3 separate regions of the Homo sapiens genome follow, and all the other regions are linked to region 1. A link is an interaction called in ENCODE POLR2A ChIA-PET data of the cell type or tissue named here. Cell type or tissue: IMR-90. All regions are shown on one strand. Each heading gives the region's core, and the rest is flanking DNA. Links, peaks and the distances in the headings are about the cores only.

Region 1 (5,000 bases), core at 1-5,000:
TGCCATGGCCGCTGCTCACCTTGGCTCAGGCTGGGCCAGAGGCCAATGTGTGTGTGTGTGTGTGTGTGTGTGTGTGTGTCTCAGGGACGCTGGTGGGATCAGATCACTTACACTTAACTCACCCAGTAGAACTCTGGTCTGGTCCTGCGGCAGGCTGGGTGCTGGAGCCGACTCTGCCTTCAGGGAGCTCTCAGTCTGGGGGAAGGCAGGGACACCCTCCCCACCACAGGCCAGATGAAATACTGTTGCCAGCAGGTGTTCTGGTGGCAAAGCCTGGAGCAGCAAGTGGTACCTCATCACAGAGAAAGCATTTGTGTGGGGCCTTGGGGCACAGGTAGGAGGTCCACAGGCAGGGAAGAAGGGAAAGGGGATTCTAGGCAGAGGAGGAATGTGAGCAAGGCAGGAAGGAGGCCGGGGGAAGGGGTGGTGTGCTGAGGGGAGAGTGTGGTCCTGGGGAAGCTGAAGTAGGGGTGCATGCTGTTGAGCAGGATGCTAGCCAGCTGGGCTCTGGCTGCCAGGAGTTTTCAACAACCGTCCCTTCACCTCCTCAAATACCCTGGGCAGGGAAGAACTCTTGAAAGGTGTTTAGATTATTCACATCTGCCTCTCCTCTAAGCCTGCACCTTCCCACTCATGTGTAAATGCACTTCCCTAGGATGCCCCCTCCCCAAGGCATACATGTCTGACAGATGCACCCTGGCTCACAGGATCTCACTGCCTCCCAGAGGTAGCACAGGCAGCCCCAGACTTCCCAGCTGCTGCCAGATCCTGAGGGCAGAGGGTGCAGAAGGAAGATGGAGAGCCACAGGGTCGGTTGATCTTTTGGGAAGGCCGAGTCACCAGCTCCTTCCTGGACAAGCCCCATTCCCCTCTCTCAGTCTCTGCTCTTAGTATTCATCCACTGATCCACCTACCCATCCACCCCCTCATCCATCAGTTGAACAACTATTTCTTGAGTACCCACTGTATGTCAGGCATGGAGTGCTAGGTGCTGGGAACACAGAAGTGACCAAGACAGATTAGACAGGCCCTGCCTTCACAGACCATATGGTCTGGAGGGTTGGTGGTGAGAAGCACTAAAGTGAGCATAACCCCAGCTACTTGGGAGTATTCCTTGAGCTCAGGAGTTTGAATCTGGCCTGGAGAATAGAGTGCGACTCCATCTCTAAAGACAATAAAAATAACAAAAATACTGCAAAACAAGTGAGCAAAATAAGGATAGGATCACACGTGATGGCAAGTGCTAGCAAGGAAACCCCTCGAGGGAGTCCTGCAAAGGAATGCTGGGGTCCAGTGGCGACGCCATCAGCGAGGGCTCTCTGAGGAATATGCTGGCCAGGTGCAGGGCTGTGTGGCTGACTTCTGGGCCTTTACAGCTCACTGCTCAAAGCACCTTGATTGCAAATTTTTTGTGTGGAAAGTCTTTGGCTCTGTTCCTTAATCCTGGGATAATAAGTCCCTTTGAGGAGTGGCAGCCCTTGGTCTCTGGCATTTGATGCCTGATTTGTGCCCACTCTTCCCCCAGCTGCACCAGCCACACCAGCTCCCTGCACGGGGATGGGGTGTTCATGCCATTAACCATTTTGAACTTGGTTAGGGTGGGGACCTGGGGGCTGTGCTGGGTTTTAACCCTCTCTTACAGCCACAGTGCCCAATGTTGAGTGTTCCCACTGGGTCCCAGACACTTGCCCTGATTAGCAAGAGCAGGTGTAAGTGTGTGTTCCTGTTGGCGAACAAAAAGCCATGAGTGTGTGGGGGTGATTGTGTGTGTTTGTGTATGGGGGCGCCAGGTGCATGTGCATGGCTTTTGGGTAAGTGAACTATTTCCTGTGTACAGGCATGAATGTGCCTGTGGGGATGCTGTGGACACTGTAAGGGTGGGTGTGTGGATGTCTTTGTGTCTGTGACTGCACCGTGTGTGTGTGTGTGTGTGTACCACCTCCATGGGAGATTGAGTGTAAGTGCATGTGTGTGAGGGCCTGACGTTCTTCATGAGAGTGTAGGTGTGTGTGTTTGTGCACATGCTGGGTGCAAGTAGGCCAAGGCAGCCCGAGAACTGGTTGCCCCCACAGCCTTAGAGGGGTCCCAGCCTTCTCTATTCTTGAGAGATGGGACCAGGTGGAAGGAACAAGAACCACGTCCTCCTCCATGTGCTAACAGTAAAATGCCAACATATTTATATAAGCCATATGCAAATGAACCATAGCCCCAGCTTCTCCTCCCTCCCGCCCCCGCTGTCCTGTAGGAGTCACAGATTGAGCCTCATCCAGAGCTTAAGTTTAAACACCATCCTTGACAGCCCAGGTCTCTTCCAGGTCTTCCTGCCTCCAATCTCCCTCCCTCAAATTCACCCTACACCCCACAGACAGTGGCCCTCAGATGCTAAAGTCTGCCATGGCTCCCCAGTACTCTCAGGCTAAAGTCTAACTTCTTAGCCTGGCACTCAAGGCCCTTCCTTCTGTGGTACCATGGACCACACCCCTACCTGGATCCTCATCTCCCCGCACCACCTACCGCCAGTGTCCTGGTCTCTTCAAGGTCTACTTGTCCTCCCCATGCCAATTCAGGAAGCCTTCCAAATGTCCTCCCCTCTGAGCTACCCACCTAGTTTTCTCTCTCCTTCCTCAGGTATGAGGCTCCACACCTCCTCCCAGTCATGTCTCCCCACTCGTCCCACCCCAGACAGACTGTGAGCTTCCCGAGAACCTGCTGGTCTCCTCCTCCCCATCTGCTCCTGGCAGGAGACCCAGAGCTGAGGCAGGCATTGGCTGCTGACTGGGGAGGGAGGAGGAAGGAGGAGCCCCCAGTGCAGGCGCTGTGGGGAGCTCTGCAGGTGGTGAGCAGCTTTGAGTAAGCTCCGGAAGCTAGTGACGCAGGTGGGGAGCCTTGCTGGCAGGGCCTGTAGTGGGTCCCTAGGCTGCCACCCTCCCTCCCCACCGTCTCTCATTTTCCTCGACAAGCACCCAAGTAGGAGTGGGGGAAGGGACTTCACAGAGTATGAAAGATGGGCTGAGTTCCCTGGTGACTGGCACAGGGAGCTTGGAGAGGGACAGGATGATGGGGGTGGTGGAGAGAGTGGATCTAGAGGGGGGAAGGTGTGGGCAGAGAACGGGAGGGAGTGGGTGGTGCTGTCTTCACTCTGCCACTTTCTGCTATGTGATTTTGGGCAAGTCACTCCACTTTTCTGGCCATGGCTTGCCTGCCAGGTGGAGGCTTGCATCACAGTGGTGAGAATCACATGTAAGGCAAAGCACTTCACGAACCCATTTATCCATTTATTCATTCACCCGTCCATCCTCACCATGGCAGGTGCATCATACTGAGCCCATTCCTTTATCCAAGACTTAGGGGCAGCTCAAACCCTAACTCAGACAGGATAGAGCCGGGAGGCTGAGGCTAATACCACCAATTCTAAAATCAGGACCTGCAGCGCTCCATAATCTGTGAGCTAAAAAGGGGTCTAAGGTCCCTCCATCCCCTGAACCATACACCCGGACTGTGCTCTTGATGAGACAGTGATTGAAAAGGCAGAGACAAAAAAGTTTCACGTCCTTAGGTTAGTCCTAGGAGACTTCCTACAGGAGGGATTTTCCTGGAGCTGTCTGAGTGGTCAGAAAGATGGGGTTATCACTGAGGCCCACAGACTGGAGTGTGTATGTGTTGGTGGGGACCAGTGTGTGCTGCGCATGGGGAGGGCACTCTGGCAGAGACAGACACTGAGAGAGGTCACAGCTAGTTCCCTTCTCCCATCCCTCCAGGTGCACTGTGGCCAGCTGAGTGATAATGAGGAATGGAGCCTGCAGGCGGTGGAGAAGCATGTGAGTGGGAGTGGGGCCATGTGCAATGAGGCTGAAGACCCTTATCACAGCTGGTGGGAAGATGGCCTGGCCAGGGAGCTGGACAGACCTGGGTTTCAGCTTCGGCTTTGCTGCTTTTGAGCTGTGTGACCTTGAGCAAGTCACTAAACGTCTCTGGGCCTCAGTTTCACACCTGAAAATGGGGATAATGATAGCACCGACTGACCTAGGGCAGTGGTGAAACAAAACTGGTCAAATATCTTGTAAATACACACGGTTGCCAACTTACAATTTTCGACTTTTTGATGGATTTATGGGGAAGCAACCCTATCCTAAGTCCAGGAGCATCTGTACTTAGAAAGAACCCTCCACATAATGATACTGAGGCTCTTTCATGCCTGAGACTTTATGATTTTGTGACTTTAACAAGGACTTACGACTTCCTGAGGGGGCTGGAGACAGAAATCTGACATCTTGTCTTGGAAGAATCTAGGGGCTAGGGATGGAGATAGACCCTGTACCCTCCTGTTCCTGGACCGCCGGACGCTCCAGGGGCTGTGGGAGCCCCCGGGGGAGCCCTCAGGAAGGTAGAGTCCAGGGATGAGGTGTTTGGGACGGCGGCGGGGTCCCTGGGCCCGGCAGGCAGAGGGAACGGCGGGAGCAAAGGCAGGAATCCCGCTGCAGCAAGCGCAGCGAGCTTGGGGCGAGCGGCGCGCTAACCGCTCGGCCTGCCCCAGACCCTGGTCGCCCTGCGGAGGGTGCAGGTCCTGCAGCAGCGCGGGCCCAGGGAGGCTCCCCGAGCCGTCCAGAACCCCCCGGAGGGGACGGCGGAAGACCAGAAGGGCGGGGCGGCGTACACCGACCGCGACCGCAAGATCCTCCAACTGTGCGGTGAGGGCCCGGCCTGGACAGGTCACGAGGGCGGGGCCGGGCAGAACTTGGAGGGGAGGTGGGCGGGTTAGGCGATCCCGGGAGCCGGCGGCGGGCCCGGCGCGGAGCTGAGCGGCGCCTGAGGGACCCGGACACGGAGGTGCGGAGGGGCCCTCTCTCTGACCGGCGCCTGGCCCTTGCAGGGGAACTCTACGACCTGGATGCCTCTTCCCTGCAGCTCAAAGTGCTCCAATACGTGAGTCCCTGCGCCCCTGCCGGCCACCTCCCCGTCCTGTCTCCCTCCGGGGACCAACTTCCCCTTGAGCCCTCCAT
Region 2 (8,020 bases), core at 1,607-6,606, 530 kb after region 1:
CTGTGAGCCACTGGGCCTTGCCTGGATAATTTGTTTCTGTTACCTGCCTGACCCCTGAAGATGTTTGAATTTACCACTCCTGGATAATTGAAAGCAGGGAAATGAGAAAAGGCTTGGCTCACGCAGAGAGAAGTGGGAAGACTGGCTTGATCAATTCAGAGTATATTCTGTAGAATAGTGGGAAATAAGGTTGAATAAATGACTTGAGGCCATATAATGGAGGATTTGGAAAGTTAAGCCAAAGAATTTAGATATGATGCTTTAGGGAGAAGAAAACTGGAAGATTTTTGAGCAGGAGGAGAGACACTTGAAAATGAGAGTGGTGTGGGGCCTCCTGAGGAAGAAGTTTTCTGGCTTAAAGACTGAAATCCTAACAGGGCAGGGCCTTCACAGTGCTGACCAAGTGTGGGTGTGGCTTGGCAGTCTTGCCACAGAAGGCCAGAATTTCTGCCCCAGTGACTCTTCCTGCTCTGCCACTGACTCACCCCGTTGACCTGGCCTGCATGGCTTCCCTTCTGCTTGCTGTCTGATCCACAGAACGCTGGGGTTGCCCAGGATAATGTGAGGCTGAGCTCACTAAGAGTGGGTGGGTTAGGGGAATGAATAATCATTCCTGTCCCTTTGCCCCTTCCCTAGGTGGAAACTAATTCTAAGCCAGACTGCTGGAGATCACCCTGTTCTAGTGTGTGGAGGCTTCCACCAGGAGGTAAGTCAAAATGGTTTCTGCCCTCTAGTTTTTCATAGGTCAGCTTTGTCCTGAGCAGGATCTCTACCATTTACTTTTTCCCTGACCCAGATTCTTCAAAGTGATTGTCTTTGTCTTTCAATTATTTGAGGCAAACAGGTTACTGTAGGAGGAGAGCAGAGAGGTTTAATAAAGATATTTTTCTAACTGTGGGAGGGTGGTGTCCAGAGGTTTTCATTGGCCCTTGCTCTGAGGTAGATTGCCCAGAACTCTTGTGAGCCAGACACTAAACATTGGCCATTGAGGCCACTGCAGAGAAGTCCTGGTTTTTAAGCCATCATTTCTCTGCTACTGGGTTTCAGAACCATTCTTGGTGTGCTTTAGTGTCCCAAGTTATTTCTGTCCCTTTTGATCAGGGGAGTGAAGGAAGTGAGAAGCAGGGGAGGAGGAGCTGTATACATAAGTATGTGTGGGTGCATTATGCTGGGAGTTTGGGTGTCTGGGTTTCTCATCCTGACTGTTGCTAACCAGATGTGTGACCAGGGACAAATTGCCTAACCTCAATGGACTGAACTTTTCTCATATGTAAAAAGGGACAGTTAGGATTATATGATCTTGAAGATTTCTTCCAGGGCCAAAATTTATCATTATATAATGTGTAATTATAAAGTGATATAATAGTTGAACAAATGTGACAGATATTGTACATGTCTTGCCCCCTTGATTGTAATTATGGGGCAATTAGAATGTTTTTAAGTTTGACCCCTTCAAAGTAATTGTGTTCTCAGCCTTTAGATTTCCTTTGGTGATGGTGTCATTGCCTCAGACTGCCTCTGAGCCAATCTTTTGAATATCCTCAGAGGTAGCAAATCTTTACTCTTAGCTTGGTGGATTCAATTTTTAGAAACAGCCAGAAGATGCCGTGAGCCAAAGATTCATGCAAGGCAATACCTTTTTTGGTGAAGGATGAGGTGTGACTATAAAACAGTAACACCGAATTTTTCTGTTTGTCTCACATGGAGTAGACTTTAAAGGCAGCTCCCAAAGAAGTGTTTTGTTAGAATAAGTAAATAACTTCCTAAGGAGAGTATTTTGATTGCAGTTTTCATTTGATTTAATAAGATTAGAAATGTCTGCTGGAAAACAAGTCACTTTCCTTTATAGTGACTGTGCATATGCTTGCTTATAGGTTGGGGTGACTAGATAATGGAGAAAACTGGCCTTTCTTTTCTTTTTTTTTTCCAGACAGGGTCTCTCTCTGTCACCCAGACTGGAGTGCAATGGCGGGATCTCAGCTCACTGCAACCTCCACCTCTCGGGTTCAAGCGATTCTCCTGCCTCAGCCTCCCTAGTAGCTATGATTACAGGCATGTGCCACCATGCCCAGCTAATTTTTTGTATTTTTAGTAGAGACAGGGTTTCACCATGTTGGTCAGGCTGGTCTTGAACTCCTGACCTCAAGCGATCCACCCGCCTTGGCCGCCCAAAGTGCTAGGATTACAGGCGTGAGCCACCGCGCCCTGCCAAAAACTGGTCTTTCTCCTGGTACTCCTCCCAAATCACAAGTGTGTTGAGGGCTGAAACACAAGTGTGTTGAGGGAACAAGTGTGTTTCAACATGTTGCTCTATAGGAAACTGCAGCTGAGGAGCCATTGCAGTCCCATCTCCAGAAGACCCCCAGAAAGAGTTGGAAGAGTTCTTCAGGCTGTGGCAGCCACTGCCCACCAACACACCCAAATCAATCAAGATGAATCCCAGGTGGTGAGGCTGAAGCAGATGGTTTGGTAGCTCCAGTCTTTTTTTAGGCAGAAATGATGTATTAAATCACTACATTGATTTTTTTGTTGTTGTTAGCAGTTGTGGGTTTGAAAAAAGGTAGGCAGGAAGATGGTGAAGGGGTCAAGCCTAGGGGCTGTTATCTTGAATATATGCAAATTAAGCTGATTATATTGTAGTGCCCTGTAACCTGTTCCTGGAAACAGTGGTCTTGAAAACTCATCAGTTAAATGAGGTGTTAGACAGCCTGGTCAAAAGATTCTGTGACTAAGTTACTGTATAATCATTTGCAATTCTCTTTCTTACTCTAAACATTGTTTTCCTCATTTTTATATTGAAAGAGTTAAGAGATGCTAAAAATTCTAGATCTGAAAATTGGATAAGCCTAAGAAGGTTTGAGGTAGGGAAATGTCTATTCTAAGCTGTTTGACTACTGGACTTGGGGTAGGAGTGGAATTTCTTTTTTACTTCCTAAATTATAGTTACTTTACTCTCTACTTATAGTCACAGCTGGGTGATCAGACATTAAGTAGCTATTTAATGAGAAGCAGGCACTGGAAGCTTGCTCCAGAAAAACAATCACAGGACATGTTGGTCCTGAGAGAAGTCATTCCTTGGTAGGACCTATTGTTTGAAGGAGGTGGGGGTGAATTTCATCAAAATGGACAGTGTGGATATTGTGATTCAGAGGATTGAGAGACTTTGTTTCCTGCTGTTATTAATTTCAAGCCTTTTTTAAAGGGATTCTCCTAGTGATTGGTACAGTGGGATTCATTTAGAGAAAAAGCCTTGTGTACCAGTTGGAAGTTAATGCCCAAGAGCAGGGCCAGTTGCTGGAGGACAAAGTGGCCTAATTAGTTGCTTTTCAATACTTAGATCCTACAGGCTACCCCAAAGATAAAATAGGCTACTTTGTAGCTCAGATCTTCCAGCCTAGTGCCTAGCAAGCTCACTAAGAAGAGGAGGTGACCTGTAGAATCCACACCTCTTAATCTCCCTATTTCTCTTCTTTCCCTCATTGCCCTTTAGTTTTAATTAGGATTGTGTAAACATAGTCATCTTGCCAGTCCTCTTAAAGTGGCAGGCCCTTGGCATTTTCTGCTGGTCACTCATGCTATATGTATAACTTGCAATTAGAGGGACTAGCTTTGACAATTTGCCATCCCTGGCTGTACCACTGAAAGAATTCAGATAAGGGCCAATTGGCTGTCATTTACTCAGGCAGCATATTTAGTACCTACTGTGTGCAAGCAGTGTGCTGGAGTGGAAATGATTTTAAAATGGTTTCTGCCCTCCAGGAGTTTAGTAAAATGAAACAAGTATTACAGCTAGCATCCACCCAGGGAGGATTGTAATTAAGTTTGTAGAGGAACAAGCAATATGGGAGCACATAGAGGAAAGAACAATTGTTCCTGATGGTGGGGGCGATAAGGAGAGTTTGGGAGAAGGCATTTGAGCCAGGTTGTAAAGGAAGAATAGGAGTTCAGTAGGTTTAGGAGACAGGGCATTTAATGGAGGTCACACCATGGGCAAAGGCACACAGCTTGGAAAATGCCTGGCATGTATGGGGAAAATGTGCCTGAGGTAGAGGATATTTTAGGGAATGAACTGAAGATGAGGCTGGGAAGGAAATTTGAGGGTTGGATCTTAGAGAACCTTAAGCGTTATGCTAAGAAATTTGGATTTTATTCTTCATGTAATTAGCTGTTAAGTGTTTTTGATTTACAGACTAACATGACCCAATCTATGTTATTTAGGTCCTGTCTATTCTTTTTTTTTTTTTTTCTTGAGCAGAGTTTCGCTCTTGTTGCCCAGGCTATAGGCGTGATCTCGGCTCACCGCAACCCCCGCCTCCTGGGTTCAAGCGATTCTCCTGCCTCAGCCTCCCGAGTAGCTGGGAATACAGGCATGTGCCACCACGCCCGGCTAATTTTTGTATTTTTAGTAGAGATGGGGTTTCTCCATGTTGGTCAGGCTGGTCTCAAACTCCTGACCTCAGGTAATCCGCCCACCTCGGCCTCCCAAAGTGCTGGGATTACAGGCATGAGCCACCACGCCCGGCCCGGTCTTGTCTATTCTTAAGTGTAAAGTCTTAGAGGTTAGGTTGAGAGAAGGTGGTGGTCCTGGTTCTTACAGTACAGTATTAAGTTTGTCAGGCATCTCATGTTTGAGAACTTGATTCCTCAGTTATATTTACTAAAACAACTCCAAAAGCAAGAAGGCAGGAAGTGGTCAGAGCTGTGTCCCTTTAAACTGAGCTCACTGACCCACCAAAGATGATTTTCTTAGGCATATACATTATGAACAGTCTTCTTGCTAGTGGGTTGCTTACTACTGATAATCCTTTGTGGATAAAATTTCACACAAGGAGCAGGCTTTTCATTATAGGGCAGAAACCAAAAACATTTTTTAAGCCTGATTGAAAAATAGTATATATTCATTCTAGGATATGTGAAAAACGCAGAGAAGTATAAGGAAGAAAACTGAAATCACCCGTAATCCCACTATCTGGAGAAAACTACTGTTCTTATTTTAGCCTATTTTCTTTCAGTATTTTGTGCTTGTATATTTCTGGTTTTGCAATTTCCAGATCATATATTACCTAAAATTTTATATTCTGCTTTTTTCCCCATTTACCATTTTTTCATTATATAAATTTATATATACTCTTCATAAATATTTGTAGTGGCTGCATAATAGTCTATCATATAGGATTTTTATATGCTTTCAGGTTTTTTCAAATAATAATGGAATTTTTTTCAAATCATTTTTGTAATAGATATAACAAATAAGTCCCCAAATAAGTCTTTACCCTAATTCTGCCCTGCAGAAGTAACCATTATTTATTAATAGTTTTCTGTGTATCTTTATATGAACATTATTATGCATAAGTTTTTGTCTACGTTTTTGGTTATTTTCTTATGATACATATCTACAAATAGATTACTAGATTAAACAATATGAAAGTAATTTTTTCCTAATTGTATATGATGGTACTATTTAGAAAACATGAAAAATAATGTGTTAAGGGGGAAAGTAAAAGGCACCCATAATTCCACAACTCAGAAATGAACATTATTTGGTATACTTCCTTACACGTATACATACACATATACAAACTCACAAGTATGTGGGGAGAGGGATAAATATGTATATGATATATCTATCTGTCTATAAATATTTGTATATATAGTTTCAAAAATGGGGCCATACCATAATAGTTTTATCCTGCCTTTTTTTTGTTTGTTTGTTTTGAGACAGGGTCTCACTCTCTCACCCAGGCTTCAGTGCAGTGGTACGATCACAGCTCACTGCAGCCTCAACCTTCTGGGCTCAAGCAATCCTCCTACCTCAGCCTCCCAAATAGCTAGGACTACAGGTGCATGCCACCATGCCCGGCTAATTTTTGTATTTTTTGTAGAGGCAGGGTTTCACCATGTTGCCCAGGCTGGTCTTGAACTCCTGAGCCCAAGCGATTCACCTGCCTTGGCCTCCCAAAGGGCTGGGATTACAGGCATATGCCACTGCACCCAGCCTATATCCTGCTTTTAAAATTCAACATTTCTTGAGTATTTCCCCATGTCATTAAAATTATTTAAAACTTTTTTTTTTTTCCCCAGAGACGGGGCCTTGCTCTGTCACTCAGGCTGGAGTGCAGTGGTACAGTTGCAATCCTAGCTCACTGCAGCCTTGACCTCCTGGGCTCAAGTGATCTTCCCGCTTTAGCTTCCCAAGTAGCTGAACTACAGGCGCATGCCATCATGCCCAGCTATTTTTTTTATTTTTATTTTTTGTAGAAGTGGAGTCTACTATGTTGCCCAGGCTGGTCTTGAACTCCTGGGCTTAAGCAATCATCCCACCTCAGCCTTCCAAAGTGCTGGAATTATAGACGTGAGCCACTGTACCCAGCCAAACTTATTTAAAACATTTTAAGTGACTGCATAAGATTTCATCATATGTATATTCTTGCCATAATTTAAGTTATTGTTAGATATTTAGTTTTCCTTCAGTTTTTCAGAATGATAAATAATTCTATTAATGTCCATATATCTTTGTATTTCAGATTATTTCCTAAACTTTTATTTCTGTGATTGGAATTATTTGATGAAAGAACATGAGATTTTTTTTTTTTTAATTCTTTTTGTTTCTTTTTTTTTTTTTTTTGACACAAGATCTCACTCTGTTGCCCAGGCTAGAGTGCAGTGGTATGATCACAGCTTATTATGGCTTCAGCCTCCCAGGCTCAGACTCAAGTGATCCTCCCACCTTAGCCTCCTGAGTAGCTGGGACTATAGGTGTATGCCACCACACCTGGCTAATTTTTAAATTTTTTGTAGAGACATGGTCTCACTGTGTTGCCCAGGCTGGTCTTGAACTCCTGGGCTCAAGCAATCCTCCTACCTTGGCCTCCCAAAGTGCTGGGATGACAGGCTTCAACCATTGTACCCAGCCAGCTTTTTTTTTTTTTTTTTTTTTTTGAGTTTTGGTAAGATGTATGTAACAAAATTTACTATCTTAGGCTGGGTGCAGTGGCTCACACCCATCATCCTAGCACCAGCACTTTGGGAGGCTGAGGCGAGAAGATTGCTGGTCTTGAACTCCTGACTTCAAGAGATCATCCTGCCTCGGCCTCTCAAAGTGCAGGTGTGAGCCACCATACCCAGCCAAATATGAACATTTTTGTTTCTTTGTTTCTTTGTTTTGAGACAGGGTCTCACTCTGTCACCCAGGCTAGAGTGCAGTGGTATGATCACAGCTCACCACAGCCTCAACCTTTCAGGGTTCAAGTGATCCTCTCACATCAGCCTCCCGAGTAACTGGGACCACAGGTGTGCACCACCATGCCTGGCTAATTTTTTATTTTTTGTAGAGATGAGGTCTCACTATGTTGCCCAGGCTGGTCTTGAACTCCTGGGCTCAAGCAATCCTTTCACCTCAGCCTCCCAAAGTGCTGGGATTTTGGGCATGTGCCACCACCACACCTGGCCCAAATATCAAGGTTTTGTTTTGTTTTTGAGATGGAGTTTCGCTCTTGTTGCCCAGGCTGGAGTGCAATGGCACAATCTCAGCTCACTGCAACCTCCACCTGTTCCAGGTTCAAGTGATTCTCCTGCCTCAGCCTCCCGAGTAGCTAGGATGACAGGCATGTGCCACCACGCCCAGCTAATTTTGTATTTTTTTAAGACGGGTTTCTCCATGTTGGTCAGGCTGGTTTCAAACTCTTGACCTCAGGTGATCCGCCCACCTTGGCCTCCCAAAGTGCTAGGATTATAGGCATTAATTTTGATTTGTATTGCCAAATTCCTATCCAGAGAACCACTTAATACCTGCTTATTTGTGTAAGAAAATGCACTGTTCTTTGTTTGTTTTTTGAGACGAAGTCTCACTCTTGTCCCCCAGTCTGGAGTGCAATGGCACGATCTCGGCTCACTGCAACCTCCACCTCCCAGGTTCAAGCGATTCTCCTGCCTCAGCCTCCCAAGTAGCTGGGATTACAGGTGCGTACCACCACACCCAGCTACTTTTTTGTATTTTAAGTAGAGATGGGGTTTCACCATG
Region 3 (5,000 bases), core at 1-5,000, 110 kb before region 1:
GCCTGGGCGCTGGCGTCTCCAAGGTGCGGAGCCTGAAGATGGACAGGAAGGTGTGGACAGAAACACTTATCGAGGTGGGGATGCCCCTGCTTGCCACCGATACTTGGGGTCTGCCCCATTCAACAGCTGTCTGGGTCTCCCAGCCCCCTCCCTATCTCAGTGACCACAGCACCTTGGAGCTGGAAGAGACCCTTTGTGATAATCTAGTGGGTGGGGATTTCGGAAAAGCAATTTTTGGCAAAGTCAGCAAACTGGCCAGTGAGCTAAGAATGTTTTTATAGTTGTAAAGTGTTATTTTTTTTTAAAGAAAAAAAAAGGAAGAAAATGCAGCAGAGACTGTATGTGTTCTGTAAAGCCGAAAATAATTACTATTTCGCCCTTTAGAGAAAGAATTTGCTAACTTCTGATCTAATTTCACTGTCATCCATTGAATAGATGTGTAAACTGAGGTCCTGGGCAGGGCTGTAATCTGCCTGAGATTACCCTGTAAATGCATATTGACCACCATCCCTGCCTCTTTCCATCCCACTTCTGGCTGACCCAGGGCCTTCTCCCCTACCTTGCACAGCCCCTCAGAGGCCCTCAGCCTCCATTTCATGTGAACTCACATGTACCAGTGGGTATATATATGTGTGCTGTGTGTGCACACACGTGTACATTTATGCCCCTGTACTGGAAACTCCCAGGTACCCATATGTGGTAGATATAGGGGAGAACCTGCAATGGGAGGGTAGACCCAGGCTGCAGACTCCAGACACTTGGAGTGTCACATCCGTTTCTCACCTCCCCACGGTGTGTTTGGCACATAAGTGCTAAGGACTTTGCATATGTTAATTAACTGACTTTCAGAACAAGCCAGGAGTTAGGATTAGAATAACCAGTTTACAGCCTTGAAGCCCAGGGAGAGAAAATAACTTGCTGGAAGACACAGAGTGAATCAGTAGTGGCAAGGACTTTTCTGCTTTGTTCTGTGCTGTGACTCCAGCACCCCATACAGGACCTGACAAGGAGGCAAGGTGGGGGGCCTAGGAAATGGCTGTGGAATGAGGAGCCGAATGAAGGAACTGATTACCAAATGCTGGATCCCTGCACTCACCCAGAATCCACCCCCATCCCTCTTGCCCAGAGAGGAATGTCAGGGATAGGAGAGGTTTCCAAAATCCCTGCCCACCCCATTGGCTGACAGGTTAGGCACCCATCCCCAGCTGTCACAGCCTCAGGAATGCAGAGCTCCAGATGTGGAACTGGGTGGGGCAGCAGCAAGGCCCCTGGGACCAGGTGCAAGGCCTGAGGCATCCACCTGTCAGTCTGCTGACTCCCTGTCCTGTCACTGAGCCTGAGACCTAGGCTCAGAGCCCAGTGCTGGTGGCAGGAGCATCCCCAGCCACCAGCAGGCCAGGCTGTCCTCACCTTCCCCATTGGGAAAGTGGGCAGATGGCCTGGCTCTCCCAGCCCCTTTCCTAACAACCTCAGAAACCAAGTTTCTGCCCGGCACGGCCCCTGGCTGTCAGCTGGCCCGTCTGACCTCCTGCACACCCCCACAGCTCTTCTTACAGCTGGGGAATGGCGCTGGGAACCGCTTCTGGGCAGCCAACGTGCCCCCCAGTGAGGCCCTGCAGCCCAGCAGCAGCCCCAGCACCCGGCGGTGCCACCTGGAGGCCAAGTACCGTGAGGGCAAGTACCGCCGCTACCACCCGCTCTTTGGCAACCAGGAGGAGCTGGACAAGGTCAGGGCACTGCAGCTCTGGGGCCCCTTGGGACCACCCCCGTCTTTCTGCTGCCCTGTTCCTCATGCTGTCTTAACCCATCTCATCTACCAGCTCAGGGAGATGTCTTGGCATATGGGGAAACTGATGTTTGGAGGGCAGAAGGGCCCTGCCTAAGCCATGTGAAAAGTTCTGGCCATGCAGGGAGGAGCCAGGCCTGACCCTTGGGCCAAGGGCACATCCCCAGCATCTGTCTGTCTCTCTCCCAATTCCTCAGTCTCCTGCACCCCGTCCGGTTGCTTCTGAATCCTGCCAAAAAGAGTGAACTTGATGGGGATGCTATTTCCTGTCAGGCTCATGAAAAACAGCTGGGCTGCTCTGACCCATCCCCATCCACACCCCACTCAAGATGAGGCCCCGCATGGGCCCCAGGCCCTGACAGGCTGGGAGCCAAGTCTTAGGCCCTGATCTGGCTCTGCCTGAGTGGGAGGCAGCCAGCTCCGAGGCAGGGGTATGCCATTTGTGACCTCTGGTTGGCCTTCAGCCCCTCCCCCAAACCGCCCCTCCCAGGCAGACTCAGTCCAGCTAGAAGCCCGGTGGGAGTCAGGCCTCCACCTCCCAGGGACCCAGGCGTCCTGCTCCCAGCCCAACCCAGTCTAGCCTGCAAGCCAGGAGGGCGGCAACTCCCATTGGTTGGGAGGGCTGGGCAGGCGGTGAGGAATTCAAATGTGGGAGGAATTAGCTACAAAGCACACCCCCCCCCCGGCTCCTCCACAAGGCAGAAGGAGCTTGAGATCCTCTGGAGGCTCTGGCTGACTGGGCAGCTGTGTCCAGGCAGCCAGCAGGGGTGAGGCCCCGGGCAGCTGGGATCCCCTGGCCTCTGCTAGGCAGCCCCTGCTCACCCCTCCTCCCCTTGGCCTCTCTCTTCCCTCTCCTTCTCTCTTTCTTCCTTCCTATTCTCTCTTTCAGTCTGAGGATGGACTGCTCCAGGCCTGGGTGACTCCTTCCTTTTCTTTCCTCTCCTCCCCCGTAGCCCCTTTCCTTGTGGGCCCCCTACTCCTTCTTGGGCTGACCCTCCCCTGCCTCTTCCTAGGCCCTGTGTGCTGCAGTCACCACCACAGACCTGGCTGAGACCCAGGCGCTCCTGGGCTGTGGGGCTGGGATCAACTGCTTCTCGGGGGACCCTGAGGCCCCCACGCCCCTGGCTCTTGCAGAGCAGGCGGGGCAGACGCTGCAGATGGAATTCCTTCGGAACAACCGGACCACAGGTGAGCGTGGCAGAGGGTGGGGGTCCACCAGGCTGTGCAGTGCCTGGTGGGGTTTGATTTACCTGCTGCTCTCAGGCCGTGATCGCAGCTCCTCAAGGGCCTGTGATAAATCATGTGTGAGCTGGGGTGTGCTTGGGTTTGCATGTCAGTGTGTATTTGTACTACGTATGCATGTTCCTCTGTGTCTGTGTCTCTGTGACTGTTGATGACTTCCCTGACTTGCAGTGTGGGCCCCTCAGGATGGCTGGCAGCTGTGCTGGTGTTTGTGCGCCTCTGAGCCCCCCGGATTTGTGTTTCTGGGGATGCTGAGAGCTTTGGAGTACATGCGTGTGCAGAGTGTGTCTGTGTTGCTGCGTGAGGGGTGCTGAGTTACATTTCTCCATGGGTGGGTCACCCACCTAGGCAGCCCTGTCTACTGCCCTGCTTGGGTGGAGCTCAATCCTGAACTTGGTTTGGGTACCATTGGCTCCCTCTTGGGGTGGGTGAGGAGGGGTCAGTGGGCTGAGCAGCACAGCTCGTGGCCCAGGCCTGGACTCTGGGGCCACATCCCAGGACTGAGGGTGGAGCTCAATGGCTGGGGCTCTGGGCTCAGGGCCATGGGTGGGCGGGGCACACTGGGCTGGAGAGAGCCCAGGTGTCCAGGGAGACACAGGAGACCACCCAACTGGCTTGGGCTTGGGGACAGATCACCGCCCCCCCACGGCGCTGACCGTGGGGAACAGGGCTGTAGTCAGGCTGCCACCTTGAGCTTCCCGCTGTCTGGGACAATCCTCTTTCCAGGGATTATTATTGAGTTTGCCCAATGCCCCCCTCATGCCAGTGTGCCTGGCCTATGCCTCCAACCTGGAGAGTGGGGTGGGGCAGGAATCAGGGAGGCTTCCTGGAAGGGGAGGTGCTGGAACTGGGCCTTGGGAGTGGAGTGAATTTCCACAAGTGGGGAGAGGTGGAGAAACAGCCTGGACAAGACCCTGCAGGTAGGAGGGGGAGCTTGAGGCTGCCAGTTAGGGAGCTGGGGCTGATGATTCGAAAGTGAGCCTGAATGCCCAGGCCAGGTGGGAGTGAGGTGGGGACACCCTCTTGGGTGGCCAGCATGACCTGCCATCCTTTCCCCGCCTACAAAGAGGTGCCTCGGCTGGACTCGATGAAGCCCCTGGAAAAGCACTACTCAGTTGTCCTGCCGACCGTGAGCCACAGTGGCTTCCTCTACAAGACTGCCTCTGCCGGCAAGCTGCTACAGGACCGCCGGGCCCGGGAAGGTGGGTGCCACCCCAGACTCTGCTTTAGCCCATGGCATCTGGTCACGGCTGCAGGGCTAGGGAAGCCAGGGCTGGCCAGACTGGTGGACTCTGGCAGAGTCACCCTAGAGGGCTTCCTGGATATAGTCTGTGGTACACAGTAGGTACTTCCTAAATGATCCTGGTGGGAGTGGGGGTAGTGCATGACACTGCAGAGCAGGTCAGTGCCAGAGTTTCTTTGGACTAAATGAGCCTTTATTGAGCCCCTACTGGATATGGGCTCTGCTGAGCATCTGGTAGTAAGAGCCTGTGGCTGGTAGGGAGTTTGAGGACTGAACGAAAGCCCTATCCATCTGATCTCAGCCTTCCATTCACTCCCCAACTCAGAAGAAAATCCACAAGAGCCCGCACAGTTGGCCACCACCCCCATTACCTCTCTGAACCACCCCCCTAATCACTCTGCCGGTCTCCTCACTGTTTCTCAGACACGTCGTCACCTACCAGGATCTTTGCCTGTGCTGTTCCCTCTGCCTGAAATGCATTCCCCCAGGTATCTGCATGGCCAGTCCCTCACTTCCGTCAGGTCTCTGTTTCAGTATCACTCCTGCAGAGATGTCATCTCTGACTACCTTATGCAAAATAGCACCCCCCATCTCTCCCTTTACCCTTTTGAGATGGAGTTTCGCTCTTGTTGCCCAGGCTGGAGTGCAATGGCGCGATCTTGGCTCACCGCAACCTCTGCCTCCCGGGTTCAAGCAATTCTCCTGCCTCAGCCTCCCGAGTAGCTGGGA

Evidence for each region. ChIA-PET counts read pairs that join two places held together with the same protein. Peaks named below come from ENCODE experiments on the same cell type or tissue, not always from the same donor. Only the 100,000 strongest peaks of a DNase experiment are listed, where the experiment ranks them.
Region 2: POLR2A ChIA-PET joins it to region 1 with 5 read pairs; 2 of 35 experiments call an interaction of 5 or more read pairs at or near these places.
Region 3: POLR2A ChIA-PET joins it to region 1 with 5 read pairs; 2 of 35 experiments call an interaction of 5 or more read pairs at or near these places.

What each region holds. Positions count from the first base shown.
Region 1 is chr11:72,590,115-72,595,114 of GRCh38, reverse strand. PDE2A (phosphodiesterase 2A) reads left to right here. Exons shown (of 31, transcript NM_002599.5): 7 at 3,759-3,818; 8 at 4,535-4,688; 9 at 4,871-4,923. Among named protein-coding and RNA genes, the nearest start is that of PDE2A-AS2, 8.0 kb to the right of the region's middle. In IMR-90, for the core only: no CTCF peak of the experiment used is centred there; no DNase peak of the experiment used is centred there; H3K27me3 peaks cover 5,000 bases.
Region 2 is chr11:72,062,528-72,070,547 of GRCh38, reverse strand. NUMA1 (nuclear mitotic apparatus protein 1) reads left to right here. Exons shown (of 27, transcript NM_006185.4): 2 at 637-706. Among named protein-coding and RNA genes, the nearest start is that of MIR3165, 5.8 kb to the left of the region's middle. In IMR-90, for the core only: no CTCF peak of the experiment used is centred there; no DNase peak of the experiment used is centred there; H3K27ac peaks cover 319 bases.
Region 3 is chr11:72,700,879-72,705,878 of GRCh38, reverse strand. It overlaps ARAP1 (ArfGAP with RhoGAP domain, ankyrin repeat and PH domain 1), which reads left to right. Exons shown (of 35, transcript NM_001040118.3): 13 at 1-74; 14 at 1,545-1,727; 15 at 2,800-2,974; 16 at 4,096-4,230. It overlaps ARAP1-AS2 (ARAP1 antisense RNA 2), which reads right to left. Exons shown (of 2, transcript NR_146780.1): 2 at 272-2,015. Among named protein-coding and RNA genes, the nearest start is that of ARAP1-AS2, 2.9 kb to the right of the region's middle. RefSeq lists an enhancer at 992-1,828 and a silencer at 4,760-4,859. In IMR-90, for the core only: a CTCF peak has its summit at 1,659 (motif pointing left); a DNase peak (open chromatin) is centred at 2,468; H3K27ac peaks cover 1,028 bases.